Linked DNA regions of Mus musculus: regions 1 and 3 are each linked to region 2. The links are chromatin loops, found by intact Hi-C in ENCODE. Cell type or tissue: left cerebral cortex. All regions are shown on one strand. Each heading gives the region's core, and the rest is flanking DNA. Links, peaks and the distances in the headings are about the cores only.

Region 1 (9,515 bases), core at 1,516-9,515, 200 kb after region 2:
GTAACATCCTTTTAGACTGTTAAGGATAAGGGCTATGAATGTTAATTTCATTTATATCTTTTATACATTCTCCTTCCCTCCCCTATTCTCCCAGTATCTGGGTCTTCCTCCTCTTAACCTATGTTAATCTAACCTCCAACTTTGAATTGGACCCTACCTTTCCTGATCCAGAACCAAGTTACCCAAAACATCGCTCCATTGAAAAACAGCAATAATTATATTTTCATATCTAGTGATTTTTTATTTTAATCATTCCATAATATCAGCAAATGGTTACCTAAATTTTTTGAGATTTATAATCATTAAATCTATGACCACTTTACTACCTATGTTGAAAGGTGACTATGGTCAGAAGTCTCCCAGAATTCAGTCCACTTGCAGAGACTCTAAGTACCTACTGTGTCCCAGGCCCCGCACCTGGTGATGTGGACATATTGCATTAAACAGTCTAAACCCTGTGCTTTCTATTTAGCTTTGGGAAGGTTGTGTGGATTGCTTGCATTTTTCCCCTGCAGCTACAGCAAATTTACTTTTCTAATGAGGTTTAGCTCCGGCCAATATTAAAATGAGTCTGTGCTCCCTGCGCACATGCCAGCTGACAGCAGTACAGGAGTCAGGCTCTGCGCCAAATTCCTGGCAGGGATTACAGCTTTGCCATCACCAATATCCCTAAGGTGGTGAATCAAAGTCTAGCTCGAGAGCTGGATGGGTTGGAGGACTTATCATGCCCAAGGGATCAGAGGTCTTCTACTCCATGTGCAGGGCTATGGGCAAGATTGTTCTCCCTGCATGTATAAACTGTGTAGTCCAGTCGTGTGCTCATGTGAAGAAAAGGAGACAGAAAGCAATAAAGGCCAGAACAAATGTCTTGGTGGTCAGCAGTAACTTAGTACCAGAGACCAGCTCCCCATTTTCACAGTGTGGCCTGGATTGTAAGGGTGAGGCTCTGTCATCTCTATCCTGCTTGCCTTCCTTGTTTCTAGGCCATCGGAAGGATCTGGCCACTGGGGTCAGATTCAACTCTCTAGGCTTAGGATTGCCACTAGCTATTTGACTGTGGATCAGATCTTGTGATAACCAATGTTGAGTGTGAGCTAGACTGCTTCCCTTTGCCCAGTAAGCAGCCCCTTACCACCCCAGCCATAGTTAAAGGACTCAAGAGCCACCTGTGGCCAGGTGGCTCCAACTTGAACAATACATTCAGAATGCTGCCTGCAGCCCAGAAAGCTCTTAAACAGTTGTTGTAAGCACACCTATGCACAGAGGGTTTGGCATACTGTGGTCACAGGAGCCACAGAGGCTAGACTCATATTCTGCCTTTGCCTCATATTGGTTGTATGTCCTTAGGGTACTGCTTGCCCCACTATGCCTCTGATTCCTCATCTCTAAAATGGGAGTAATATTAAGATGGTGAAGAGGGGATGAGTCATTGTAGTTCATCATGCTAATCACTCAGAGCACACAGTAGCGGGTGCCTTTTTTGTTTTTTATTTGAAAATAGAAAGCAATTTGTATTCTTCATTTATTTAGCAATTCACAGAAGTACTTGCTGAGCAGCCCACTCTGAGCCATGCTGTCTGCCATCAGCGTTTGCCCTTGCCTGCAATGCTAACCCCTCCAGGGCCTCTGTTTCCTGACCTGAGATAGAATACAGCCTTGGAGATAAAATACAAATGGGAGTGTGTCCTTACTTTAAAAGACTGCTGCCAGATAAAAAGGGCTGCTTGCTGTCTGAAGGTGGGGAAAATGGAAATTCATTCTCTCTTTCTCTTTCTCAATTTCTCTCTCTCCCCCCCCTCTCTCTCTCTCACACACACACACACACAAAAGCAGCACCTAAGTCCAGCCACAAAGTCAGCCACAGTGTCATCTAGCTGAGTGGGATAAAGGGATTTGAGGGAGCTCTTCCTAGACTTATTCCATCCCTAGTCTTAAGGGTAACAAACCCAGGAGACTGTGTCCCTGAACACTATGGAGGCCAGAAGCCAGGAAGGCTCCTGCCAAACAGGAACCAGCCATCACCTACCCAGCAACCGAGGGAGTGAAAGCAAGCATGACCCTAAGTTTACGTCCCAACTGTGTTAAGTAACTCAGTTGGATGACAAAGCCTGTGAAGTGCCTGTTTCCTCATCTGAAGTCTGGAAGCCATGAACCAAAGAACACTGGCTGACTCAGCAAAGTCATACCACATAGCCCATCTGCAGTGCATTCAGGAACTGGTGTCCCAAAGGTGGGGTGTAGTGGGTGCAGAAAGCAGACCGGAAGCATGTAAGGAGCGGGTGTGTGGATGCCAAGGCTACCCGGGCCACCAGGCTTCTCCAGACTTGGGCTCTGTGATTCCAGACTGCTTCCTACACTGCTATGAAGGGATGGATGCTACAGTGGCTCCATCCTTGTGTGAGGCCTCTCAAATCGAAGTGTCTCTTCCCACAGTACTCTAACTTCCCTAACACCCTGACGGCCTGTCTTTGGTGAACAGACAGACCTACAGAGGTTGGTGAGGGGTTGGGATCCTCAGTGGCTTAGGACCTGGTTCTGGGGCTTCGCCAGGATCATCGCCTGGATCTGCAGCCTTCTGATTGGGGAGTCCTATGCTTGTGCCTCAGAGATTGGGGATCATCCTCACCAACCCCAGTCATCACTGCCCTGGCACCCAGTCAGAGCAAAGCTGCTTCCAGGAGCTGTTCCTAGCTGGTCCCCAGGGAAGCATGGTGGATGGCGTCATCCATATATCAAGAAGATGCTGGGTCTCAGATACACTTCTGTGGCCATCCTAGTAGACAGTTCTTCCCCTCAGCACCCCTCCTTATACCCTTCTTACCTGCCCCCTCAGCTCTCTTGCTCTCTCCCCGCCACCCTTTGCCTGAAGACCTCGCAGTAAAGAACACTGTTTTCAGAGGTGGAGGGACTTAGCAGCTGGCATGCGCTCTGCTTAGCCACAGGCCAGGGACCCTGGCTCTGCAGCCTGCTTAGGGTGATGAACAGCCACCAGGCATGTGATTTTCTTTCTCCGTCAGAGTTTCTGAACTTAAGCTGACGTATTGCTCTCCTAACTCATCACTTGTCGATATTAACTTCTTCTCCCCCTTATAAATCTCCCTCTGTGTCTCAGAGCAAGCAGCCGCTGCTCTAGCCTCCTCCGCTGCCAGGCTGCAGGCTGCCGCCTATGAATACCCACTATGCTAAGGGGTACACCCATCGTTGTGCCCTGAACTGATTTCTTCACGGTGACATTCCCAAGAGACAAACCAGAAAGGTACTATGACCACATAGGACACCAAGCTTAACCCAGCTTCAGGGAAAGCTTGCTGGACGACCTGCTCCTTGAGAGCCCTGGGCCCATGAGGCAGTCCTTATTAGCTAGGTCTAAATGGACCATCTGTACGACAAGGCTTTTTAATTTATTGTGTCAAAAATATGTGACATAAAACTTACCGTCTTTCCCATTTTAAGCATACAGTTCAGTGGTCAAATATAGTCACTGTTTTATAGAACTCATGTCCACCTTACAAATTGGAAGCTCTACATCTGTTGAGCATCACCACCCCAGCCTGACTTTGTGCTTCCACCTTTCTCTAGGTACACATCATCTGAGTATATCTTACATTGTTTGCCCTTTTGTGACTCGTTTGTCCTCAAGATTCATCCACATGGTGGCACATGTCAGAATCTCCCCTCCCTCTTTGTAAGTAAGGTTGTAACATGTGCACACACAACATTCCATTTCAACACCCAGTCAGTGGACTGGTTCTTTTTTGCCAAACCATGGAGAACAAAGTGCTAGATCAATAGTGCTTGGCCCAGTTGCCCTTCCTGATCCTGGGAAGACACAGCAGACATATTAGTACTCAGTGTGAAGTTTTATTTCAAATGCCATGGGAACACAAAGTAGGCAGGAGAGCCCCCATTTTATCTGATGTCTGTTTGGGCTTCTGTGTGTTCCCTCCAGCCATCTCGTGTTTGCTAAGGATCCTCAGGTGCCCATTCCCCCAGATGAACATGGCCTTCCCAGTTCTGGGAGCTGAACAGCTTAGCAAGTATTAGGACAAAAAGAAGTCTTCCTCATGAACATCCTGGCCACAGAGGGATGCCAATGTCCTGTGGCATTACCACTCCCTGGAGCCCTGAAGGTGAAATCTATCTTCCCTTTTAGCATCCTTGTCTGGGCCTAGAGTCCATGAGACCCTAGAGAGCCTTCTGGGTGCATAGCAGGTAAATCTGCTTTACACTATTTAGGCTTCTTTGCAGAGAGATGATCAGTGATACATAGCCACCCTGCAGCTTGCTATGTAATATATAGTCCAGAGCACACACAGATAGTGTCAGCATAATCTCTACATGTAGGACTTAGATTTAAGGCACCCTCCATCGATCACATACATACTTGCTGTGTTTACGAGGAGTGGCACACACAAGCTGGCCACTCTGGCTAATAACACATTTACAAGTATGCTCAACCAACTACCATCAGCACATCATATTAACTGTTTCTTACCCTGTCAGGAGGAGTAGCTGATGCCACAGCATGAACCTTGGGGACAGAGTAAGCATACTAGAAGGGGGAGCTTAGAGTTGGTAGGTAGCAAGAATGAAGTTTCCAAGAACTTACAACCTGAGATTAAAGGACAGGGAAATCACTGCCTTCAGGAGGCCATATAGTCATATATCCCCATTGACATACTTCAGTACACTAACAGCTTTAGGCATAGAACCTACAGAAATCCATAGTTCTTCTTTAAGTGGGCATCTTGGAGGATCCATGGAGTTGTGGGGCTAGCCCATGCAGGAAGGAGGGAAGGAAGAAATAGTCTTTAGCAGGCGTCAGAGCAGCAGGGCAGCCTCAGTGTCCGACTCTCGTCTCCTCTAGCCTTTAGTCCCAAGCCTCTGCTGCTCAGCCTGAAAAGGCAGTACCATAGGGAGAGTGCACAGAGCAGGGCTTCGGGTCATTGTCAAGGAGCATTCTGTGAACAAAAGCAGGGTGAACCCAGCAAGAGTGCCAGGTTCCAGGCAACACAACCCTCCCACGCGTGGGAAGCCTACCTTCCCTGTGTCACCCCCGTTTATAATGCTACAGCGTGCCAAGCACCTACAAACCCAGGATCTGAAGTCTCTGCACTGCCTAGCTGTAAGAAAGAAAAGAATATGCTAGAAAAACTGCCCAGCAAGCAGCTGGTACCAACCCCTAGGAAACAACTGAAGCATTCCCCTTCTCTTCATCTTCCACGTGGTGACTTCCAATGGAATTTTTAAAGTCTTTATTAGCACATATTAATTTTATGTAATAACATGTTTCATTACGATTTTCACGAACACATGGAATATATTTTGATAATGCTGTTTGTTGTCCTCTCATGCCCCCTCCCACGCCTGGAATTTTGTTTTTAGAACAAGGTGATAGTGCTTGCTGCCACTACTATTATATTCTTCATGATCTAAGTAATTTCAGTGCTAATTGTGAACCAGATGCTTCCAATGGATTCCCTCAACTGACTACAAATAGCCCTGGGAGGGATGCAGTTATGGAGCCTGAGCTGCACAGATATTGGTGCTGTTCCTCCTATGTGTTGAGGCCTGAGTCCCAGATGGGAATGCACAGGTTTGACCTGGAGGACAAACATCAGATCCAGCAAGTGCATGGCCATTGACAAAACCCCACACTTGATGACTGTACAATCATAGATGGTTGGGCTTGGTGAGGCTAGGGAAGGCACAGGCTCAGGAGCATCTTGCTTTGCCAGTACCTTTCTCTAGACATAGCACGGACCTCAGCACCAAGGGAATATGAAGCCAAGAATAGCCTTGAACAGCATCAGTGAGAAAGTCAGTGGTGGGGGAGCAAGCTGGTGTCAGCTGACCCATCCTCCTAGGATAAAAAGCCCTACAACAACCTGAAAGGCTCTGCATGCTATATCAACATACTCAAGGTGCAGACCCTTGGCTCCAGGATTAGATCCAGTCTGTGGTCCGTAGCCTGTCTGGTCCCAGTACCCAGGTCTAGTAAGGATTGAGTAGGTGTCCATTCCAGGCTCTGCCCTGTATATGGGCACCCTCACTCCTTACTTCATTCAGGCAGCCTAACCATGGGCTGTCCTCTGTCTTGAGGTTACCAGAGGGCAAATGCGGTATCTCTCCCAGCCTTGAAGCCAAAGACTCTAGGGGCATTGCAGTGCCTTTCAGTTTAGGACTATTCTCTGCCAACTGTTGGTGCATGGCAGCCTGGCACAGAGAGAGATGTGGCCTCCTGGCCAGCTGCCCACATGGCTTCTGCTGCTGCTGCTGTCTTGAAGCAGCTGTGGTTCTAGTAGTCCCTGCTGCCTGCCTGGTAGCAAAATAGGCTGAGTCCCTCCTTCGCACAGTAAGCATCCATTGGTAGTGTTGGCCCAGTGGGTGTTCAGTAACTGTGGAGCCATACCCACAGATGTCCTGAGCAGCCCACAGGCTTCTCACGGGGTACTAAGCAGAGCAGTAGGCTGGGTATAGAGAGTCTCCAAAACCAGACTGGGGAAATAAATAAAGAGAACTTGGTATACTGTGTAGAATCTAAAGGTAGGACAAAACCCTGTGTGGTCTCTTTGTGGCATTGAGTGAAATACACTGCTGGCCCTGTGACTGTCTCCAGGGAATAAGGTGAGGTGGGTAAGGAGAAGATATGAGAATGTTCCTGATTGCAGGAAGTCAGACTCACTAGCTCCCAGGGTTCATAATGAAGGAGAGAAGGGCAGCATTTGTATTTGCTGGCTCCTAAAGGTTGATCATGAAGCCTGGGCCAAGGCTGGTGATCCACTCAGGGAAGAGGAAGAAAGAAAAGCACCTGTCTGTGCTCTTCACTCATTCCCACACTCAGCACCTGTACAGACATTGAGCAGCCACTGCTCCTGGGTCACTAGTGATCCCCAGATCTCTTCCACTTTCTACCTGTGGCTGAGCCTTTGACTCCAGTGGCTTACCATCACTTCATCACACCTACAAACTGGTCCTACTTGGGATTTGATTTATTTTATTTTATTTTATTTTATTTTAGCAAAAGGTCACAGAGTAAGGGTATCTCAGTTTCTTGCCATTTGAGTGTGCAGCTGCCATACCCAGAAGAGAAGAGCTGTCGCAGGGCTGAGAGGGAGGACTTGCCACTCTCAGGCAGAAGACTATCCCAACAGGAAGCTCACAGCAGACCTTAGCCAAAAGAGAAGTGGTAGAGTCACACTACCTGTTAGCTGGGACATTTGAGGAAATACAACCCCTATCCCCCATGCCTCAGCTTCTTCATATATTAAAAAAGAAACACTTTGAGGTTGTAAGGGTTTAATGATTAGATAAGATAAACAGCATAAGAGAACTTGGAAGCCACCCTCGTGAGATCTTTAGAGGGCTGCCTCCTACTCCAGCACTGCAGAGAGAGCAAACTGGCATGTTGACGTCAGCCCTTTTATAATAATTCCAGGCCTGAGTGTTGGAAGCTAAGGGCACATGAGATACCTTCATTCCAACAGGGACCCAAGCACAAGATTCTCCAAGAGCCCTTAGAAGCAATCACCAAAACTGAGCTGTAAACTCATGCTTTATCATCAGGTGGCACACTAGACCTGTGCACACATGTATAAGTACATATGTGTGTCAAAATTTCACTTGCATTCTGAAATCATTCAGGAAGTGCTCTGTGGTTTGCCATCAGCTTTATTGTGTTTTCAGAATGGAAAATTTAATACCAATCTTTCCTGATTTAAATTGGAAGTATCACACCTAGGAAGATGAAGGGCAGGGAACTGAGACACTTTCATCAGATGAATGCTTTCTACCCCTTTCAGCATCATGAGGGCAGTAGGTAGGAATATCATGGCTGATTTGAAACCAGACTTCCACCTCCAGTGATAGCTACTGAACATGGGTGCCCCCCAGAGTTTGATGACAGAAAGCCTGATAAAGAGATGCAGGAGGGTGGAGGCCACAGAGGGAGGCAGATTTATAGCTGAAGGGTCATGGAGTAGAAGATGCCCTGTGGAGCTGGCTCCCACAGCATTTGTAAGCCTCTTTCCCTGGGCCAGCCTTGACACTGACTTTTTCCATGGCTTCATGTCATGTGGTAAAGCCAAGGTTAGTCCTTGAAAGAAACTTGTCTCTGACTATCTCAGCACCTCTCGTCCTCCATCTCTTCTCTTACAGGAGCCCTAGGGGAGCACCTGGGGTTCCACTAGAAGGAATCAAAGGGAAGCAAGCTAGGAATACCATGCCAGGCCCTTCACAGGCTGGGCAGATAAAGGTTACAGAAGTATCTGTTTATTAATACATGCCAGATTGTTTATGCAAACTTTTAACTACCTAATAACCTACCTGGAGAAGCACCATCTTATTACCATGAGAAGATAAAGATCTCAAAAGAGAAGAGAGGTTCACAAGATGCCCAGGGCCCAAGCTCAAGCACCATTGCACCATCCTCCATGGATCCCTCTTTCCAGGCAGAAGAAAGCAAAAGTGGGCAGAGAGGCAGTAGACAATGGTAGAACACACGGCTTGGCTGGTCATTGGGATCTGTGATGGTTGGGCAAGAGCTGAGGAGCTCAAAGGAGGAGAGAATGACCTGGTGGCTTGTGGTAGGCAGGGGACCACTAAGATGGCCCATGTGATCTGTAACTCCATGTGTTCATATCTCAGTATCTTCTCATTGTCACGGAGGTGCCAGAAAATATTGATCTGTTACTGCCACCACTACAGTGCATCATGTAGGACTTCAATTAGCTCTGGACTCTTTCCTTGCTGACTTGGTACAATAGAAGGTCAGACAGAAGGGGGAGGGGCCATATGACAAGGAACTATGGCCCAGACAGGCTATCAGAGGTACACACCTGTGAGCCGATGAGCTTTGCCAACATGAGTAATCATGGGAGTAGATTCTTCCACAGTCAAACTCACAGATAGAAATACAGCCCAGCCAATCCTTGGTGAGATAGGAGACCCAAGCCTAGAGTCCTGACTCAGACACTGAAGATAGCAGATACATGCTAATTTAACTTCCTTAGTAATTAGGAATTTGTTAGACAGCAATAGCTAATGAATTTGATTCCCTTGTGGACGGTGACATTCCCTCCCTAAAGTTGGCATGTCTTTCAGAAGAAGTCCATACAAGGAAGAAGAGATAGCAGAAAGAAGAGCAAAAGAGGTAGGAGAAGCTGAACCTCTCCCTCATATTAGAATGTAGAGTTCTTTGCAGATAGAGACTTCCTCCCACATCATGGAGGCAAGGACTGAATGGCCCTATGCTGTCTAGCTACTGACCTGTAACTGGACACTATACACCTTCTCCCACCTAACCACTGTCCCCTCAGCATAACCAGTCATCCATCACACCTCTGCTGCATGGAGGCTCTTAACTGGTGCTCAGTTCTCCAGCAGTGCTCCAGTTTCTGTGGCCTGCTTGCCTCTGCCCATCCTCAAGCCCCAGGCGGTGAGTTATTGACTGATATTCTGCCTATTCATATCCAAAGACGTGTGATGGCTCCACAGAACAAAATATGGGTGTTTGA
Region 2 (10,754 bases), core at 1,548-9,547:
GAGGACAAATAGATTTAATTGTCTCCTGTGAACAGCTGGACAAACAGTCAAACAATTGCTTTGAAATGTTGGGTAGCAGCACTTGCAGAGCTTGAGTCCTGAGAGGATGCACAAGAACCTTGAGACTGCCCCTCTGTCTGAAGGGAACTAGTGTCTGATTAGACAAGGGAGCAGAAACACAAGCAGAACATGAGGTGTGGGATGAGAAAGCACAAAGGAACACTAAAACAATCGATTCATCCAGAACCAGAAAAAAAAGAGCAAAGCTGCATGGAGTGTCTGTATGTGTAGATTTAGAACAAATCACCACATAGCTAGCAGAAAATGGCCATAGGAGGAGAAGAAATGAAGGACTGAGGTGTGCAACTTGGATGAACCCAAAAGCAAAATACAAAATTAGAGAGTATACAAGGACTGGCATAGCATGATTCCATTTGCAGGAATTTTAGAAAAGAAAGGAATCCTAGGGACAGAAACCGGTTCCTATGGACAACACCCCAGCATGGGGCAGAGGGTGCCTCATGTGGGACACCCAATCTTGATACATGTATTGTCACACACATGTGCCCAAATTCCCCTAATTCCACAATTGGCAACTCATTGAATACAAGTTTTCTTTTCTGCTGTTGCCAATAGCAACATCAGAACTGTGGGAGTCATGGACAAAGGAGCTGTTTGACCACATACTGTATAAAACTAATAATGTGTTGATTCAATCAGAGAATATCCAGGAAGCGGATATAAATGGTTACAGAGAGAACCCAACAAAGCTGTGCATGGAGGTATATCCCAGTGAATGAAGGAATTAGGCAAGAGGCTTCTCCCCATGATGACAGCCTGGGTTCCATGGCAAGACCTTACCTAAGAATCTAACAAAATAATTGGTTTTAGTAAACTCACAACCACCCTTTCTTTGATATTGATTACAAGCTTTCTGGGTCTTGCAGGCTGGGAAAAGTGAGGCAGAATTTGCCTTCTTAATTTAGCACACCAAACCAAATGGGCAATGCCTACTTTTTGTCCCAAAGGCAGCAGCCTGTTTCCTTCAACAAACTGTGACCACCTCCCATGGCTCCTACCCCAGCCCATGATAAATGCAGGGTTGTAGAGCTCTCTGACCTGGAGACCTGACTATTCAAGTCCCAGGTTCTGAGTCATGAGTTGGCCTTGACACAAGACTCAGACATTAGATTCTTCTTTATTCTAAACCTCAGCCCAAAGTAAGTCAAGATAGAAAGGACATGCATTCTGAAGAGGTTGGAGTGCTGTTTTTCTCTTTCCTTTTTTCTCCTCATTATTTTGAGCCATTTTTGAGAAAGCATATGCACAAAACCACATTCCTAAGCTACTTCATGGTCAGACTTCCTCCCTCCCTTCTCCCCCCACCCCATCTTCCTGAAATCACAGGACCAAGTTCTTATTGTCTGAACCCTGGAGGCAGACTAAAGAACTCATGTACACACTGGGGTGAGGTTAGCTTCTTCCATTATATTTCCTGGGGAAAACCCATTTTCACTTCTTTTGTGTAATGCCTTTTACCTTTTGAGTAAATATCACTTTCCAGCACACTCCAGCTGGCTAAGGCTTCCTCTAATTCTCAGATCATGTGAGAGACCCCTGCTGCTCCTTGCAGTGGCTGGATGGCAGGCAATCTCCGACCAGAATGGAACATGACTAGACAATAGAGACAGAAGAGTTTCCCCAGTTCAGGGACACACTTTAAAGTCTCATGATTCCAGAGCTCATTGTTCAGTTCCCAAGACAGGCTATTGGTTAGGTCAATCCAAACTAGTACAAGTATTAGAAAAGGTTGTTTACTGAGTGCCAAGACAAGGGAATAATCCCTAATAAAGCAACCAGTGGGGCTCATGTTTGGGCTCAAGCTCTCTGTGTCTCCCCACAAGGTCTATGGAAGGGACTAGCCATAGTCTGAGTTAATGAATTTACTTCATGTTCATTCTCTCTAGATGAAATGAGACAGCCATCAAAGTCAGATGTGATTTCGATGCAAACTCTGTCAAGGCTGCTGTAGACCCAGGATGAAAAAGGCCATTTGAATAGAACATTAGAAATTAAATATACAGGGGCTGGGAGAATGGCTCAGTTGGTAAGAGTACTTTTTCTGCAGATATACAAACATAAGTTCTAATCCCTGGCACCTGCATAAAAACTTTCATGTGACTATAGTCCTAGAATAAGAGGGTAGAGACAGGCAGATCCCAAGATCTTTCAGGTCTGCCCAGCCATGTGGCAATCTAAGCAAGCCTGTGGCAGGATGGTAAGGCAAAGAGCAATGTCAAAAACATGAGAAGATACCTGACATCCTACTCTGGTCTCTCTGTTTGTGTACCCTAGCACACTAAGTAGTACACTCATGGATGTGACATGTGCATGAGCACACACACACACACACACACACACACACACACACACACACACACCATTAAACAGTTTTTATTTTCTCTCCTGATTGAAACACAGATGTGATTGAGTCCAGGTAGAAATGCAGCAGGATGTCTAGGTGGGGTGGCTGGTTTGCAGTACCCCAGTAGGCCAGGTGGGGGTTCAAGCTGATGGGAGACATGGAACCAAAACAGTCCCAAGAACGGTGGCCCATTGCTGGGGAGAGTACAAAGCACTCTCAGAGCATCCAGTCTTCACTTTGGACAGCATTAGTTCCACCTAAATTTCCTTTCATCTGCTGAGCTGGGGTTCCCAGAGCCAGCCCACAATGACAGGCACAAACTCTTAAATAGGGATCTGTACCTTCTGTTTAAGCCAAGACTCTCCAGAGAAACAAGCAACACGTGCATATTGAGAGAGAGAGAGACGTTGTGAAGACTAGGGAACCGATTTGTGAGTTTGTGAGTATGGAAAAGTCCAAACTCTGTAGCAGCTGTAGCCAGAAGTTGCAGCTTATCTGCTGACAGCACATCTTCCTTCTTGGGAAGATCCATCTATATTTGGTTCTAGTATAGCCTTTAACTGGTTTCAGGAGACCTACCTTCCATGGAAGGGCAAACTGGTTTTCATAATCTTTAGACTCAGAGACACCCCAAAGATACACCCAGAGCAATGCTTGACTACTTGCCTGGACACTATAGCCACAGTCCAAGTCAGTACATATTAGACACTGCATTTACCCAAATCCTCAATTCAACACAAGAGATCTCTCACCAATAGAGTACAATAGGCTGAGCCACAATTTGGACAAAGCCAAGCTAAAGACAGAATTTTTATTTCCTGGAATAGCACCCCCATGTTGTGCCAGGACTACAGCTCAGAGAGGACAGGAAGCAAGCCCAGAGCACATAACTATTATGACCCTAGATCCTATAAGCCTTCAAAACCTGTCAGTCTGAGCTCTGGAGTAGAGATTTAGGAGCACCATTTTCAGACCAAGTGTATCTTCAGTCTTTACTTTTTGTCATTGGGACAGCTTCTTCCTTGCCTAAAACTCTTCATTGGAAGAAAGTGATCAGTTAAAGGTACCAGTGGATCATCGAGGGTTAACTTCCCAGTGGGACTGCAACCAGGACCCAGAACTAAGGAGATCCCACAGCTGTCCCTGCAGTGGGGCAGCATCATGTATGCTTCAAGGGTCTCTCTGGAGTCAGATCTTGCCATTTTCTAGGTCTCTAGCTCTATACCTGGAGTGGGATATGTGTCTCCCCGGCCCCAGATTTGGCACCATGGTAGTGATGAAGATGCTCTGCTGGTGCTGCTAGCAGGATCAACTTCACCCATACCAGCATGGCAGAGCATGGCATGAGCATTCCCTATTGCTCTTTCTTCTACTCGTACTTCTCAGGCCCCTCCTGTTTGGGATTCAGTGGCACACTGTCTATGTACCATGTCGGAACAGAAGAATTCTGCTCACTGAAACAATCTCTGGTGCAGGAAGACTCCAATTGTCTTCCAAGCACAACAGTTAAAGGGCCTCTGCTCTCCTTTCTGCTTATGCTTCCTATTTTACTATGGAAAATAACAGCAAGCAATGACACTGAGCTCTGCAGTCCCCTCCCTCACCCCACCCAGAAACCCTTGCAAGTGGGATTTTCCCTGAGAGCACAAAGGTGAAAAATTAAAATGAGGTCTAAGAACCTTGAACTTAGCTTTATCAAGGTGGTAGAGTCAAGGAATAGTAAGGATTCTAGGGAGGTAGAGAAACAGTTCCGAGGTCCCTCTTCCTGACCACCAGGGCTATGGTCAGGTGATTCTGTAGGAATTATGGCTGCTGATGGAGAGTCACCACCACTGGGACAAAAATAGCAGGACCCTGTTTGGCTTTTTGTTGGGCTGTTTAACGTGGGTTTGAGATTGCCCTACATGCCAGCATCAGAATTCCCCCAAACTGTCCTTAGCCCTCATCAAGACTTAATTTCTAGTCATTTGCTTCTCTGACTCTTATTTATTTCAGGGTCCAAGGAAAAACTATAAAAGGAATGAAGGGAGAGGAGGAGGGAGACAGAAACAGTGAGACTGTTTCCTAGCTGAACTAGATAACTCGCCATTTCTTGCTCACATTATAGGCATGAACTCACATCTCCTGAGACTTGGGAAGACTGGTTCTGCTGGAGGCCACTCTTGCTGCTGGCTTTTCCTCATGGGGTGAGGAAGTAGCAGCAAGGAAGCTGAGGCAGGGGTGGTTCTTATACAGTCTCACCAACCAGACACAGGGGCTGCCCGTGGAACAGGGCCTTGGTAAGAGCATTTGGAGGGGACTGCAGTTCTACCCTTCCTTTAGCCATGTAGCACCACCATGAGTTAAGTGCTGACACATAAATCCAATGTGTGGCATGGAGTCAACAAGTCTGCCTTTCATCGTCTCACCTTCCCACCTCACACACTGAAAGTGACAAACTACATGTACAGTCATTGCCTCTGAGTCATCAGGTGCAGGATGCAGGCCCGAGGCCAGGTAGATGGAAAAGTCAGGCAGAAGCATAGGCTCCTGTACCATGCTCTACGCCACAGCCCTAGGAGATGGAAGCCATCTTTCCTGGTGTTTGCCTAAAGTCTTCTGGAGAGATGGCTCTGTGGTTAAGAGCACTGACTGTTCCTCCAGAGATCCTAAATTCAATTCCCAGCAATATATATATATATATATATATATATATATATATATATATATATATATATATATATATCAGAATTCAAGAAAGACAATGCCTTCCCCACAACAGGCTTATCAAAAAGCAATGCCTTCCACCAAACTCTCCATATGTTTCCCTGCCAATCCTGTTGATGGGGTTGAGTCATGAACCCATGATGCCCTAGTCCAAAGAGAAGTTAGACAAGTGAAAATCTCATTTCATCCTGGGAGGTTGATGGATGACTTTGAGAAAGTATTTAGACAATTAGGTTACAGGCTCGTCACCGGCATTAGTCTCTGGCAGGTGTCTAGGCTGAAGGAGCTCACTAGTCTCAGGAGGGTATCTGAGTGGCAGGATGCTCACCAGCACCCGTCTCAATTTGCCTCCCTACATTTCTTTACTTGCAAACTCCCACTTGATCTAGAAGCTCCATTCACCCCTCTTTGAACTTCCTCAACTCCCCCACAGAGATATTTGCTTAATTAGATCCAAATTGGTGCAACACATTGTGCTAGCTTCCCTGTCTGTTACTGGAATCTGAACTTAATTTCAGGGACAATGTCTCTGCCTTTGTGTGTTCACACCTTCGCCCACACTAAGCCCGGCCATTCAAGTAGCCAGCTGCAATGAATTAATCCTGATGAATAGATGCAGAAGCATATGATTGAATGCATTATAATACAGCTTGTGCCATGTTTATACCACGTAAGACCATTTGGGCACTTGAGGACAGAAACAGATGCTCTGGAGCGCTCTTGGTCAGCAAGACAATGAGTGTCTATGACTTTGAAAGCTTTTCCTATTCATAGAATAAACAGGTGAACGCCACCATTCCTCAGTGGCCCGAAGCTGTTCTCAGAGTGTCTAACCTAGCCATTATGCTAGCACATGGAGAAACCACGGCTATCAAAATTGAATATGAGAGTACTCTATGAGTCTTTAAGCATTTTCCAGCCCCATGAAATGCACATCCCTAAGGTGAGCCCTAAAGTGAACTTCCAGTTCTGGGTGAAAATGAGAACTCAAAACAGATTCTTCAGCTGAAAGAACTGAGCCACTCTGATGGATGTGGAAGGTGGAGGAGCGCTACAAGTGGGGACGGGTACACGTGGGAAATCTTGTATCGTCTACTCAATTGTTTTGGGAACCTAAAGCAACACTAGGAAATAAAGGCTCCTGAAACAAATAAGCTTATAAACAAAATATTCTGGGTCACATATTTTAGGTCTGTCTTCTCCTATCCCTATTATAAAAAACGTCCACATACGTGGCAGCTGGAATCTGCAGATTTGTTGTCTAGCAGTACAGAAGGCCAGGAGTCAAAACAGGTTTTGGGGTTCACTGTGTCCTATACCATTTCCAAAGGCACTAGGGTCAAACCTACCACTTGCCATTGAAGTTTCTAAAGACCACTCACATTCTTCATTCTTCCATCTTCACACCAGCCCATCCACAGGTCAGGCCCTTCTTGTGTCATAGCTGGGACCCTTCTACTGTCCTATGGCACCCTCTAACCAGAGCTTGGATCACTTCTCTCAGTTTAAAGGCTTAACATGACTAGATGAGGTCATTTAAATAGTCTGTGGTCATCATCCAAACATTAACCTTCATCAGAGCCTCTATTTTTTTCTTAATCTACATAAGCACAGGTTCCAGGGCTTGTATTTAAGACACTGAATGTCGGTCATTGCTGAAGGACACTGCTTTCCCACCATGAATGCAGATGACTCGCCTGAAGAGCTCTGTGTGTGAGGTGTCAGGTAATACCTGCAGAAATGGAGTGGTGGGGGGGGGGGGTGGAAGGTGAGGGAGAAGGTCTTGGGAGGCCCTAGGCTCTGCATATATCACAAATACTCAGGTGGTTTCTCAGAAAATGAGAAACATAGTACATTTGAGGAGTTCTACTGTTTTTCCTGGTGCTCATGAACTTTCTGGACAGGAGAGGGTAAGCTGTGCCCATTCCAAGATGGATCTCTGGGCTTAGACTACACAGAAAAGAGCAAGGATAGGACTCAAACCTTCAGGAATCAAGAGTATGCTCCTGATGACTGCTCTGCATCAGTGCCACCAACAACAAAAATCTATGACAGCATCTGTACCATTCGTCGGGCACCAGGGAACAAGCAACATTACAAGGAAGGACAGAGGTGGCTCTGCAGTTGTGGGGAAGGCACACTGATCTGTATCCGTCATCCCTGGAAGTACAAAGATGCTTCTCCATGTTTCCCAACCCACTGAGCCACAGCCTCAGTCTAGTGCTTCAGAGATTCATCTATGAATGGGGCTTGGCTGGCCGGTCCAAAGCTATTCCAGCAGGTGACTAGGTGCATGATGTTTTTCTAGCTAATTTTTTATAGTTATAAATAGAATGAAAAGCACTAATGAAAAGGGGGTACCTTCTTAGCTGGTGGGATGTGAGGCACACAGCCTCTTTATGTCTAGAATGTTGTCTGACCTTCCCCAGTGTGCAACATCACTGGAAACAAGATTTTCAGATTCCTCCATCTGGGCTGATGTTTCCAATTCTGTAAAGTGAAAACAAGCTTCTATTCCACCAAGTTCTTCCCCTCCCCCATCAAGGCTTGTTTATCTCTCTTACTTCAGAATGGGCGTCTTGAGCAAGAGTCACAGTTAACTCTACATAGCAGTCTGTATAAAGAAAAAAGCCCTGGGCAGAGGAGGTAGGATTACTCTGTGCTGTGAGGCTCAAGGGCTGGGGTAGAAATGTCCTTATCCCTCTTCAGCGCTAAGATCTAACCAGCTTGCTGCTATTAATATCTGCATCCCTGTTGTGAAGGGAATTTCTCAGGACAAGGGTGGAGCTGGCATAAAGCCCTTGTGCTGGCATGGACTTCAGTTGTGGTTACTGGAGATGAGATTGCTAAAAACAAATGCTACCAGGCTCAGCAGAAATCGACAATTTGACTGAAGTACTTTCACTTCCTCGTGTCCCTCTCAGGCCTTGCAGAATGACTCTTGAATCACTGGAAGCCAGTAGCATCCTAAGGGACACCACACTGATACTCACAGAAACACTCTGTGAATGCACAGCCTACACTCACAGCAAAAAACCATTCCAGGTCCTCCTAGCTATCTTCAGCTATCTGGTTAAAGAGACCAGTTTGGGAATTTGGAGATGAAATTTTTATAACACCATGTCAATGAGATTGGGGGTTGGTATCCTCTGTTCCATATCTGAACAGCACACTTCTTCAACATAAAAGCAGCTTTGCCAGAAAAAGAAAAGTAGCCAGTTTTATCTTAGCATCACCTCCCTGTAACCAGCCCTATACACAGTATATCTTGGTCAGCAGTTTCTGTATGAGTGAGTGAGTGAGTGAGTGAGTGAGTGAGTGGCTGTGCCTGAGACTGGTACATAACGGGCTTTTCCCTACGTTTTTTCCTCTTCATCAACAGCACCATGCATCCCCAATTTGGGCGGGGTTAGGTGACCTCCTTAGGTGTAGAGGAAGGCTGAGCTGCTGCTTTCAGCTCCATCCTTGCTCCATCTGTCTCCTGTGAGTATCATGAAAAAGGACTGAGAGGGCTTCCTTCCAGCCATGCTGGGCTTCAGCTCCATTCTGGCCAGCAGCCCTGTTTGAGCACGTCCCATATGAAAGGGATATGAAGGGCTGCTTAGACTGGGCCCATGAGGCTGCTCTGCTCCTCAGCTCCCTGAATCCCTGACTTCAGTGAAAGAAAGAATATCTCAGAGGGTGCATACTGAAAGTGCAGATGTTTTTAATAGATGAAATCAAAGAATTACCTTTTCAGTTGAGCCTTTGAAAAATTCAGTTCAGATATTAAGGTTAGCTCCCAGCTGGCTTCATTAGCTCTCAGCACCTGAGTCCATTTGATCTTCACAGTCATCTGAAACATCAAGATCTCTGTGATAAATAATAATGCAGGTTCCGAGAGGTGGAGAGCTTTGGAGAATGTCACACAGCCTATGCATGACAAATGATGCCAGAAACTCAGCTGTATCCATAGAATCCCCTCCCACTCTGCAGAAACCCAAGAGACAGTCTAAAAATAGCATCAGCCTGGCCTGATTTTCTGAGAATCCCTGGTTTAAAATAGGTCTTCCAATTTACCTATAGGTACACTAGAACACATACTGTTCTAACTGAGGAAGGTGGCCTTCCTTGTCCAAGTCACAGACCAGCCTGACACGATTGCTGTATGTCTGGTCACTCAGACCCTCCCACTATGCATGCTGCCTCTGAAACTGCTGTGCCAAGTTCTCCATCACCAGCATGATCAGCTGTGGCTGCCTACCTCATTGATTCAACTTTCATTCCCTCCACAGACTGCCATTCCCAACATAGACCTCCATCCCTATCACAGACCTCCATCCTCACCACAGACCTCCATCCCCACCACAGACCTCCATCTCACCACAGACCCCCATCCTCACCACAGACCCCCATCCCCACCACAGACCCCCATCCCACCACAGACCTTCATCCTCACCACAGACCTCCATCCCCACCACAGAACCCCATCCCCACCACAGACCCCCATCCCACCACAGACCTCCATCCCCACCACAGACCCCCATCCCCACCACAGACCCCCATCCCCACCACAGACCCCCATCCCACCACAGACCTCCATCCCCACCACAGACCTCCATCCCCACCACAGACCCCCATCCCACCACAGACCTCCATCCCCACCACAGACCTCGATCCTCACCACAGACCTCCATCCCCACCACAGACCTCCATCCCCACCACAGACCTCCATCCCCACCACAGACCTCCATCCTCACCACAGACCTCCATCCCCACCACAGACCTCCATCCTCACCACAGACCTCCATCCCCACCACAGACCTCCATTCTCTTCAAAGACCTCCATCTTCACCACAGACCTCCATCTCCCCAACAGACCTCCATCTCTCTCACAGACCTTCATCCTCACCACAGACCTCCTTCTTCATCACAGACCTCTCCCTCACAGACCCCCATCAATACCACAGACCTTCATCCTCACCACGGACCTCCATCTCCCTCACAAATCTCCATCCTTACCATAGATCTTCATCCTCACCACAGAGCTCCACCCTTACCACAGACCTCCTTTTCTACTGCAAAATCCTCTAGGACACAAGAGGCCTCTTGGCATGGCTCATTCTCTTTCCCCAGCATCTCTTTCTTTCTGGGATTCTACAAACAAGATGGCCATAGAACTCTCATCTGGAAGAGCCAATAGACACGAGGAACCAGGACACCCATACAATGGCTTCAAGTCATCTCATTTAAACACGTAAATAATTAGCTTCTGTGAAAATGTAGCCTACTGCTACCATGAAATGGGAACACAGCCTGATTACCTGAGTGGGAGACAGTAAGGAAGTAATAACAAAAAGTAGAGTGAATGATCAGATGACAAACCAACCAATAACCATCAGTCATGGAGATGTAGAACAGATACCAAATCAGTGGACAGAAACAGGTTCCCAGCTGGACAGGAGCCCTCCCTCTCTTCCCTTCTCTGACTAACTTAGCTCAACTTTATTTCTGGGAGAGCAGCTTTTTTTTTTTTTTCATGGTTTAGACTTGGAGCTAGACTTCTCCCAGGGTTTTTGAGGTTAATAAGTGTTTTGTGCATTGAACTTGACCTTGGAGAGCACTACACAGGAAACCCTCTAAC
Region 3 (10,754 bases), core at 1,724-9,723, 180 kb after region 2:
ATATTTCCTCTGACAGTTGCCTCCTTCTTCACACACTTCTGTCCAGCTCCAACTCCTATTCCCTGGCAGAAACTACAAGCTGTCGTTTGTAACCTTCAGGAACAAGGCTCGGAGCCTCTCTGTACTACTGCCTCCCACATCAGCTGACACCACATTTTATCATCCTTTTATCTTCTCCTCCTCCCAGTATTCAAATAGTTTCAGAGAAGAGAAACTTAGCCCCTCACACCTAATTCTAGCTTCAGCCTGCTTTGTCTCTCTATGATGGTAAGTGGATTTTCTGACCTTTATGGACCTTAGTCGCTTCTTTTGAAAAATGAATAAAATTAGACAAAAATCCTTTAGGGGAAAAGATTCCATCTAAATTTGACATTCTATGAACTTTTAAAACCTGTTTACTCTGCATTTAACAGAATGTATGTCTTTTATCCCAGTGAAGAAAAGTCTAAAGGTGAGTACCATACCATATCTCCTAAAGGTGAGCACCATCATGTCCAAAGGTGAATATCATCCCGTCTAACAGTAAGTACCATCCAACTAAAGTGAGCATCATTTCATCGAAAGGTGACCACTATCCTATCTAAAGGTAAGCACCATCCCACCGTCACACAGCCCACCTATGCTTGAGAGATCTTGTTATTAGGACCTCTGTGGGCCAGAGGCATCCCTGTCACTTTAAAAGGCAGTGTCTTGGGGATCCTAAATCAGAATCTTTACTTTAATCAGATGCTATTCAAAAGATTCTTCAGTATTTTAACTTTGGGGGCTCTGCCCAAGATGACAACTCCCCAAAGCCCAAGGAAGGCAGGTTTTGGTTTGACTAAGAAGAGCATTCTTCTGTAGGGAGCAGACTAGAGATGAACTTGTATGTGTGGAAGGCCATGGAGCCTCCTCAATTGGGTAGAAATGGAAATAGCCCAGATTTTTTCAGAGATGAAGGACAGAGAGTACACAGGGGTTTGGAAGCAACAAGTCATCCCCTTATAATTCTGAGGCAGGAGGCTTCTTTCCAACTTCTGCTATCCATTGCTGTAGTTTCATTTGGAGTGGCAGTAGAGCCAGAATTCATGGCACTGCTGTTCTGCGCTGGTTTTGAGATAGTGTTATCAAGTGTGGATGAAATGGAAGATGGAACGAGAGAGCAAACAGAGGCTGTGACCAGGCTTTTCCTGATTGTGTAATTCTGGAAAGTCTATGGACTTACTGAGAATCCTGGCAACCTCCTTCCTTGCTGAAGGACCCTTTCCCCCCTCTTGGTCAAGAGCCTGGGTTCTCAATTTAGAAGCTAATTCTCATTCAAATTAGCTCATCTCACAGATAGAATTAGAAGCTGGGCGATGATTTGGAAAATACAATCAATTTAGTCCAATTGTTCTTGCATGTCATCTCTGTCCAATAATGAAAAATTTGTTCCTTGGGCTCTGGTGCTGACAAGGAGTCATTATCCACGGGAGTGAGCTCATCTGCTAGGGCACAGAGCTAAATGGGTGTGGGAATGGTAGAAGGCCAGAGCAATGAGGGAGATTAAAGAAGGGAGTCCGGTGATCAGACACTCATGGGGAAGGAAAACTTGACCGGAGCATAATACATCTCCATGAGGTCAGACCACAAGACAAGTTCTATTTCAAGACAATGTCTGTTTCCTTAGATTCAATGAAGATGAGGTAACACTTGGAAACACATCTTATAGGGTCACACTGAAGAGCAAACAACTTGATTTACGTTAAACCTCATTCATTCATCCACTTAGAAATATTCACAACATCAGACATTCATTAGGCATATGCCAACCATTTTACTTCGTAAAAGAGCAAGACACAGTCTGCGGTTCCTGTGGAACTCTTGTGAACTTATTATACACTGACTGCAAAAAGAAATAATGGGGATGATAATAGTGGCATGGTGCTGATGATGACAATGACAATGACAGGCATTCACCCCAGAAGACAGTGCTGGCTGACAACTGATTTTAATGTGCAGTGAAAGATCGTTCCTCCCATTGCTCTTCTGGGCTATGAGCTAAGAGAGATTAAAATGCTGTTGTAGGAAGCAAACAATATGCATATTTCATGAAATACATTTCTCTGCCTGTTTAATTGTGGGATCCTCAAAAGAGGCAGGGAAATTTGCTGCTTACCACTGTGATGAATGGTAGGTTTTCAGCTCAGCCACTCAAGGCTTCTGACCCTGGGTTTCCTGGCTTTCCAAGTCTGCTGGGATCGGTGCCTACTGAAGGTCATGGCCATTGTATATGGTTTGGCAGTTTCTTTTTCTCCTTGGCCTTTGGGTGTATCCAAATTATAATATATGTATTTTCTCTTGTTTTTCACAAATACATAACATGGAGAGCTACAAGGATGATAGTAGTATACCAGAGAGTAAAAAGAAGGGGCATTAGAAAGATTTGTTGTAGCTGCTGCAACTACAGCCTCATAGGAGTGAGTTGTTTGGAGACACCTGGAAATAACTCAGTGAGTTTCTTGAACTTTGGTCTTCCCACATGCTCACAAATCAGGGTACCCCATTATTGTACTTCAGCCTCAGTCCAGAATGTAGACATCCCAGACCCCCCCTTACCTCCCCTAAAATAGCATTTGCAGACCCAATGGTGATTTCTAGCTAGGACTTGCTGTGCCTTTCTCTATAGCGCCCACTGTGCTCTGTTGTCCCAAGCAAAGGTAGACATTAAATGCTTTCTGTAATCACACAGGCTGCAATGATAAGCAAACACCATGCACTGTTTTATCAGAATGCGTGTGCCACTCAGTGAAGGTCCTGCTCTAGATAGCACACTTCATTCTTAGAAATCCTTCTTCAGGATTTCCACAAGCTTCCCATTATGGAAATGATCATAACTTGATCTGAATGCCATCGCTTGCCCAGAATGTCATCATAACTTCTCTACCCCAAGAAAATGTCACAAAGCCTTCCAAACGCGGTTTTTATTTTACAGTTTTGTGTCCCTTTATTTGTAGACTCTAAGCTAGGGCTGAGGGTAAACAGAACGTAAAAATCTGGTAACAAGAACCTAGTAAGCACTCAGCAAGTGTTAATTAAATGAGTAGGAAAAGAAAGAAACACTGTTGAATGTGAAGGACATGCAATCCTCAAAATTAAATAGATCCTAGATATTTAGATAATATCACCTAATTACTAGAAATAGTTACATGCCCCTTCCTCCCTCCCTCCCTCTCTCTCTCTCTCTCTCTCTCTCTCTCTCTCTCTCTCTCTCTCTCTCTCTCTCTCTCTCTCTTTCTCTCATGCACACACAATTAACCTAATATCCTACTACCCAATCAAAGCAAACATCACTAAGCAGTCACAGTGCTCGATCCTGTTTAGCCCACGTGTAACTTCAGAACATTTCACGGCATTTCATACATTCACAACCAATTTACGGAATTGGCATGCATAGTAAAATTGATTTGCTCTCCTTGATAGGTTATTTAGCTTTATCCTGGCATCCCATGAATACTGTTTCTACTTATAAAGAGGAGCCTATTGTTTTTCAAAGGTGCACAATGACCATGCCTAGAAGAGGCTTCATGTAATGTCAGTCTGACTTCCACAGTGTGATATCCCCCTGCCAAGCACAACTTGGGCCCCCAGAGTATGGACACTGCTTCAGTCCAGATGTGAGAACATGAATTTTTGTTGCCTGTGAGTGGTGCTGGCCTTGGTGCTGAAACACGGATATGTGTGTAAGACTGTGAGACCTACATTATTGGGGATTTAGGGTGTTTGCTTTTCTGAATGGGGGATTAGAGACCAGAAAGCCCAAAATGACCATCCATCTCTCAGGAAACAGAACGGTAAAATTAATACTGTCAGATATGGGCTCAGACCCAAGGGTCCTGATTAAAGCTCTCCCTAAGTCTGTCGACCCTTTATCCCTCACTGGGTTATGTAAGGACAGATCACCAGCTCCCTACAGGGAGTTCAGAGATTTTATCAAGCAGGAAGAAACCAGAGGATAAAGTGCAGTTTTTCCAGTTCTCAAGATGGGTGAAGACCAGAGGTTTGGGGGTAAATGGTGTGGACAACCCACCCGGGACTGCAAGCTTTAGGGTCTCAGCAAAGAGAGACTCTACATGCTTTGTTGAAAATAGTTTCCAGAGATTTCCAAGTGGCCTTGCTGCATCTTGACTCCCAGATGTCCACAGAAGAACAAGATGTGTCCCACATCCAATACTCTTCCCATGGATGTGTAAGTCCATGTTTTTTCTTTTTCCCTGAAACTCATCACGGACTTGGGTTTGTCTCACAAAGTCAACAAGAGAACATTCTTTGGTGTTTTTTTTTTTTTTTTTTTTTTGAGTCCCTAGCACCTGTGGCTGTCAGAGAGTAGCAGAAGTGAGTCCCCGCCTTCAGGCCACATGGAGACAGTGCAAAGGGCATCTATGCACAAATATTTGATCATTCTCTCCACAGATTCTGCACCCTCTTGGTTCCCAGAAAAATAAGGAGAAATCACAGGCCCAACAAAGCTAGAGAGGTAGGACAGCGACTTGTTTCCAGTGCACATAATTGATCCTCAAACCCTTAAGAACAAATATATATATATATATATATATATATATATAGAGAGAGAGAGAGAGAGAGAGAGAGAATAAAATTAATTCCTAGATGTCTGAAATTTACCTGTGTATGTTATAGGCATCCCTTCCTCCTTCCCCAGATACCCAAAACTCACTATATACCAAACCTCTACATGAGAGCAAGAAGAATTTGGACAGCTTCCCACTGTTTGCCTCTGTTCCTCTCCCATTTCTGCCTTCTGCAGCAGCCCCGATCTCCATCTGTCTAACAACCTGCCCTCTGCCTGCCTCTTCCTTCATGCAGAAGAATTCAATGGCAGGGCACAAGAGGAAAGGCAGATGGGAAAAGTGAGATGGAAAAACGCCAGGCTTAAAAGAACAATTGACCTGGAAGTAGATGCTAATCTTTAATTTCTGTGTTTCTAACACCTAAAAATTTCATAGCTAGAGAAGTCCTTGAAGTCAGGAAGGAAAGATAGATGTTTGGATATATGGATGGATGATGGGTGGATGGATGGGTGGGTGGGCGAGTGGGTGGGCAGATGGATGCTGGAGTTAGAGCACCCATGAGAGATGTCTTCTAACTCCTTTTCTATATTTTCCAAGTCGCATAAGGAAGTTGTACAGAGCTGTTCCTGCAGAAGCTCTGCCAACACCCAGAGGTCTAAGATGTTTGCTCATCACCCAGCTATGGAGAAGCATTTAGGCAGGAAATTAAACAACTACATCCATCATATTTATTGAACAGCTTTTCCCTGGAAGACACCAGTGTAGGATATCAGTCATGCTCAAACTCCAAAAAGAAAATGAATGTCCTTCTCACTTCATCTCTCTCTCTCTCTCTCTCTCTCTCTCTCTCTCTCTCTCTCTCTCTCTCTCCTGTCACCCCCTTATGTGTGTCTCTTTGTGTGTGTGTGATAGAGAGTCTCTGGTTCTCTCTCTCAATTCTTGATCACTGCCTTACAACCTTCCTTGACTTGATTGGTTCTTTCTTCCAATACAAGTTTTACTGTTCTAGTCCCTTGACCAGCCCCGAGCATTAGTGTTACACTATGCTGGCCCTTCTGCAAGTTTCAGATCAAATGGAACTTTAAAAAAAAAAAAAAGCCTTTCCTTGGTCTCAGCATCCTCCCTGAACCCTGACTCCATTATTTCCCTTCTACAGCTCATTCTACATTCATATATGCCCTGGCTTCTTGTCTTTGGCACCCAATAGCACCCAAACTCCTGAGGTACTTTGATGGTGAAGAGCTGAGTCTTTAAGCTCAACCACCTGATTCAAAGACAACTTTGTCACTGCTGAGCATGTGACCTTGATTAAATTACCTAAACACTATGCCTTAGATTGCAGGCCTATACAATGGAAATCATAATGGAGCCTTGTCACAAATGGTTCCTGATAAATAACATCTTATGTCATGAAATCAGTTAATGCACATGGAGACTTAGACCCTTGCCTGCTTTATGAAAAGGCCTTATCAACATTGACTGTTCTGGTGGCTGTCAATCTCTGTCCTAACTCCATGGACTGAGATTTGACAGAAACTCAATAGAAATTAGAGGAACAAATGAAAGCATGTGCATCCTAATACCTCACCCCCCCCCCCCAGGAACCCAGGTAAGTATAGCTGGGAACAGGGGAGAAGCAGATCATACCTGAGACTCCGCAGAGGCTGTGCAAGAACAGTAGCTCATGTCTAGGTTGGAAGGAGTCCCAAGGAGACTCGAGAGTAGTGGGTAGAAAGGTCATGGGCAACCTGGATTCTTCTCCCTTGTGCAAGAACACATACAAGAGTCCTCAGATTGCCTCTGAAAGAGCTTCTTCAGAGACACAGGGCCCTTCTCCATTGCCTCTCATCTCTGTCAGCCCCCAAATGCAAAGGGCAGTCAGTATATTTCAAAAGTACCCTATATCTGTGCACCTGCACTATAACAATGGAATTTAGAGGAGGCAGGGATGGGACATAAAGAAGGGAATCTGAGAGTCTTTGTGATCAAATATCCACCTCCAATTTGCTCTGGAGAAACTGAATTTCAAAACCAGAACCAATGGCCTCTTAATAAAAGGGAGGAGTGGAAAAATGTGCTCATTATGACAGCCATGAACTCAACCACTCCAAATAGTGCATCCACACAGTCAGCACAAAACTTCTAAGGATGTATATCCTATGAAATTTTCTGCTAGACTTTGCAAGTATGACCCATCCCCAGGGACCCTAACCAATTGTTCAAAGAGAGGAAAACTTTCCTCTCTCCACTGTATTCCTTGGTGAGGGTGCACCTGGTTGTCATGCACACATTTATATGCCCCTGCCTGAACCATGACAGCTGAGCTCATGCACTGGGGAATGAGGGGTTCCTAACTGGGCCTGTCCATTCATGGCAGCGAAATCACTAATGATGAGTCCCAATGTAAGAGCAGGGATAGCAGGTGACTGCCTAAAAACAGGGGCCCCAGCCATCAGACAGCTGAGAGGGTAGGGCACAGACCTGGGTGAGAACATGGCTTACCTGTTCTAGTTCCTTGCATAGTTAGCTGAGAAGAAAAAGATGGCCTGAAAAGAAACCACCAATGGCAGCCCTGGAGCATAACAAAGCTACTGATGAAAGAGAGCCAAGCAAAGGGCCAGCTAGGGGAACAATGAGCCAGCAAGACTAATTGCTAGTCGTATTAAATTTGGGCACAGGTGATCTAGTCCCAGATGTTTTTTTAGCTTTTACACTGCAGGTGATGCTTTTATGAGATCCTTCTGAGATTCAGATTTTGGAAACTGTGCCAAAATCAGAGGATGGGGCAGGGCTCCTGTCCTTCTTAACTACACAATAAACATATAACAGCTTGTCCCAGAAGGCTTGCATACTAAACATTCTGGTGCTAGTCTTTGGGAGCCTCTGAGAAGAGGGGCTATTTACTCTTCAGAGGAGGGGAAAATAAAGAGAGATGCAACATTCAAAGCTCCTAGATCTAGGAGCTTCTCCAGATGTTTGGAACAAGGACCAAGTTGTAGGGATGCAAGAAATCCAGATGTGGAATGGAAACACTGCTGCCCTTCAACTAACAAAGAACACAGAAAAATGATAACTATGGCTCGGCACCCTGATAAAGACTGGTGGGTGTATCCAGGTGGGAGCAGGCAGGTATGTGCATACATTCACACATACACATGATGTATACAAATGCACACTATTTGTTTGCACTGGTTTTATTGTGGTAACTTATGTATCTGTATTTTGGGCACATGTTGCATCTACATAGATACACATGTATCTTTGGGTCCATACCTGTAGAATAGTTTCAAATAAATGTCAGGCTGTGGTCTCTCCGCTGAGCCTTCTCATGCTAATTTTAATATCATATTATGGTTTCAAAGTTGGCTTTATAAATACAAAAAAAATACCATAAACAGCCCCAGGCTAACTTTCAAGACATGTTTCCAGAATGGGGTTTTATTATCACTGTTGTTCTCACAAGAATGGTGCGATAAAACTTGCAACCATTCCTGCTCCATCTGGTTGAATGCCAGGCTAGAGAAGTTAGAGGGGAAGCCACCCCATAGAACAACCAGAGGACATTTGCTGGCCGAAGCCTGTGGGACCAGACAAGATCCTGTCGGCTTACCGAAAACCTGTCTTATTACTAAAGAGACAGGCCCAGAGGTCACTTAGGTAGTGCCTTTAACCCATTCATTATTCCAGCATTGTCCTGAATCCCCAACCTGGGGATTTGGCACCATCCTGGGCAGAGATATGAGTGAGTGTGACCCCACACATGGATGCTCCTGTCTGTGGGCATCAGCTTCCCTGTTGGTAAGAATCAGCCTCCAAGATCATCTCTGCCCTGTCACTTAGTAATTTTGGGTGGTATGGTTTCCTCAAGGAGATGCAGCAAGACAGCATGCCCTGGGCTCCCTGGTATGGAGTAAGGGGAGAAGAGTCTGGAGAAAGCCTCTCTCTAGAGACAGTAATTCTGTATTTTCTATGGGATGTTGTAAACTGTGACTACTACCTAACCTCAAAGCCTTGAAGAACAGAATTGATTCTAGAGCCTTTACACCACTCAACTTCACCCAAGAGGAGAACCAGGCTTCATCCTGATAGGCAGAGGTGATGGTGAAGAGCTGTGGGCTCAGCCTCAGCCCACAGTATAAAGTACGTTTCAACCCAGCAATGCCTAGCGGTGGAGCTGGTCTTTTGGAGTTTTGAAGAGGACACAGCTGAAGGCCCTGACCACAGGTGTCAGTGAGGACTATCAGCAATATAAACCTGAAGGTGCATGGATGGCATCTTAGGCTCTGGCAAGTAGACAATAGCATTTAGAAATCTCCCACTGGATGACTGCATGGCAGAGAGAGAGGGAGAGAGAGAGAGAGAGAGAGAGAGAGAGAGAGAGAGAGAGAGAGAGAGAGAGAGAGAGAGAGACAGAGACAGAGAGAGACAGAGACAGAGAGAGAGAGAGAGAGAGAGAGAGAGAGAGAGAGAGAGAGAGAAACTCCCTGTATCCTAGCATCCCAGCATCCCAGCCCCCCAATACCTAGAAATTCCTGGATGGCCTGCCCACCCACATTGGCCATCTCTTCATTCTGCACCAGACTGTGCCTCCTGCCTCCTTGTTAGATGCCCAGTGCTGGGGGGCGGGAAAGCAGAGTGACCCTCAACATTTTGGCATATCCTTAAAAGAAAGAAGCAGTGCCCACAGGTGGGGCTGCCCCACTGGCAGGCTCCTTGGGGACTCCTACCTCCGACCCATACAAACAACCCTGTATCCACTTCGGATTGCCCGAAGCCAAGCTGGGGGCCGCACCCTCTTTCACAGCCGCACTCATTCCAGCTCAGTGTCTTAGTCCCGCAGAACCGTGCCCCACCGCAACCCCCAAACCCTCAGCATCCCAGCCCGGAAACAATCGCCCTTTGAGAGAAGCTGCCAAGCCAGGGGCCTGAGCAGCCAGGATTGAAGGATGGAGGCGGGTGAGCTGGGGGTGCCGGCAGGGCGGGCGCGCTCTCACTCGAGCCAAAGCTGGGGTGCCCTGGGCCCCGCCCGAGGCCACTCCAGCATCCAAACGAAGTCCCAGACGCCCCAGAGGGAGGGCCACAGAGGAGAGAGCAGGGAGGTGATACCAAGCTAGAGGAGGGGGTCCAGCGTCGGCCCCCGCCTCAGCCCGCGAGGTTGGTACGGACCGCGAGTGGCTCGGGTCCCGCCGGCAGCTCGCGCTCGCGGGGGCGGGGTGCGTGGGGGCGGGGCGGGAGGCGCTGTCACAGCCGCGGCCGCACCGCGCATCCGCCGCCGCCAGCGCCGAGGGCACCACGCGCTGGCCCGCTCGGCTGGGCTCCGGCCGCGCGCCCAGCCATCCCGGCCCGGCCGGCCCGCGCGTCGCCTCTTGGGGCTCCGATCGCCGCCCCGCGCCTCGCCACCCGCGCCCTCCTGCGCGCTCCAGGGTTCTGGCCGCTGCCTGGCTGAGCCCAGAAGCAGCGGGGCCGTGATAGCGGGCCGGCCGGGGCTGCGGACGAGTGGGCCCGCGGCTATGAAGTGGCCCCCGAGGGCACGGAACCGGAGAACGCCTCGAGAGAGAAGCGCGCGCATCGCAGGGCAGCAGCCTTGGGTCGCTGGGGCCAGGGTATAGGACTGCCACCCGCTATGGACTGCGCCAGGGACGATATGGACTCGCTGCCGCAGGTCAGTGTCCGGCGCCCTGAGCCCCCACCTCCGCGGTGCACAGAGCCCCTTTATGCGTCCCCATCAGTACCCACGCCATGTCCGCCCGCGTGCGCGCGCGGTGTGTGTGTGTGTGTGTGTGTGTGTGTGTGTGTGTGTGTGTGTTGCACAAAATAGGAACATCCATCGGGAAATAGGGCCGGCTGGCAGGGCCTGCACCTGAGAGGATAGGAAATAAAGCTCGGATGCTGCCTGCCCCGCTCCATTAGGATGAAGGCAAGAACTGGTTCTCTGAGTCTTCTAACAACTGGTCTTTCTCTTAGCTCTTCTGTCCCTTGCCACCTCAGCAGGTGGTTCTTAGTGGCCCATAGGATTATAGGAGAAGGGGTCAGCTCTAGCTGCACCCCTACTCACCGGCAGGGACCCCAATCTCTCTGTCTTTCCTGGACATTTACAAATTAATTCTTTTCAGGGGAACCAAGTGACGCTCATCTTTCCTGTGGGTGCTGGGAGCCAAGAGATGTGGAAAGTGACAGTGAATCTTAGAGACCTTCAGTGCAGTAAAG

Evidence for each region. Peaks named below come from ENCODE experiments on the same cell type or tissue, not always from the same donor. Only the 100,000 strongest peaks of a DNase experiment are listed, where the experiment ranks them.
Region 1: a loop joins it to region 2, with 2.4 times the contacts of the local background. A loop is called at or near these places in 2 of 42 quality-filtered maps.
Region 3: a loop joins it to region 2, with 2.4 times the contacts of the local background. A loop is called at or near these places in 2 of 42 quality-filtered maps.

Annotation. Positions count from the first base shown.
Region 1 is chr9:26,736,708-26,746,222 of GRCm38, forward strand. The region is part of intron 1 of B3gat1 (beta-1,3-glucuronyltransferase 1 (glucuronosyltransferase P)); the gene reads left to right. Among named protein-coding and RNA genes, the nearest start is that of B3gat1, 7.7 kb to the left of the region's middle. In left cerebral cortex, for the core only: no CTCF peak of the experiment used is centred there; DNase peaks (open chromatin) are centred at 4,986, 5,684, 6,343, 7,158 and 1 more place; H3K27ac peaks cover 1,624 bases.
Region 2 is chr9:26,540,642-26,551,395 of GRCm38, forward strand. It overlaps Gm30313 (a long non-coding RNA gene), which reads right to left and starts at 9,037. Exons shown (of 3, transcript XR_379203.1): 1 at 8,863-9,037; 2 at 7,493-7,621. In left cerebral cortex, for the core only: no CTCF peak of the experiment used is centred there; DNase peaks (open chromatin) are centred at 4,873, 7,979, 8,154, 8,673 and 2 more places; H3K27ac peaks cover 2,093 bases.
Region 3 is chr9:26,723,969-26,734,722 of GRCm38, forward strand. Gm48393 (a long non-coding RNA gene) reads right to left here and starts at 8,915. Exons shown (of 4, transcript XR_003948112.1): 1 at 7,050-8,915; 2 at 6,195-6,309. It overlaps B3gat1 (beta-1,3-glucuronyltransferase 1 (glucuronosyltransferase P)), which reads left to right and starts at 9,840. Exons shown (of 7, transcript NM_001310766.1): 1 at 9,840-10,209. In left cerebral cortex, for the core only: no CTCF peak of the experiment used is centred there; DNase peaks (open chromatin) are centred at 4,780, 5,164 and 9,604; H3K4me3 peaks cover 663 bases; H3K27ac peaks cover 633 bases.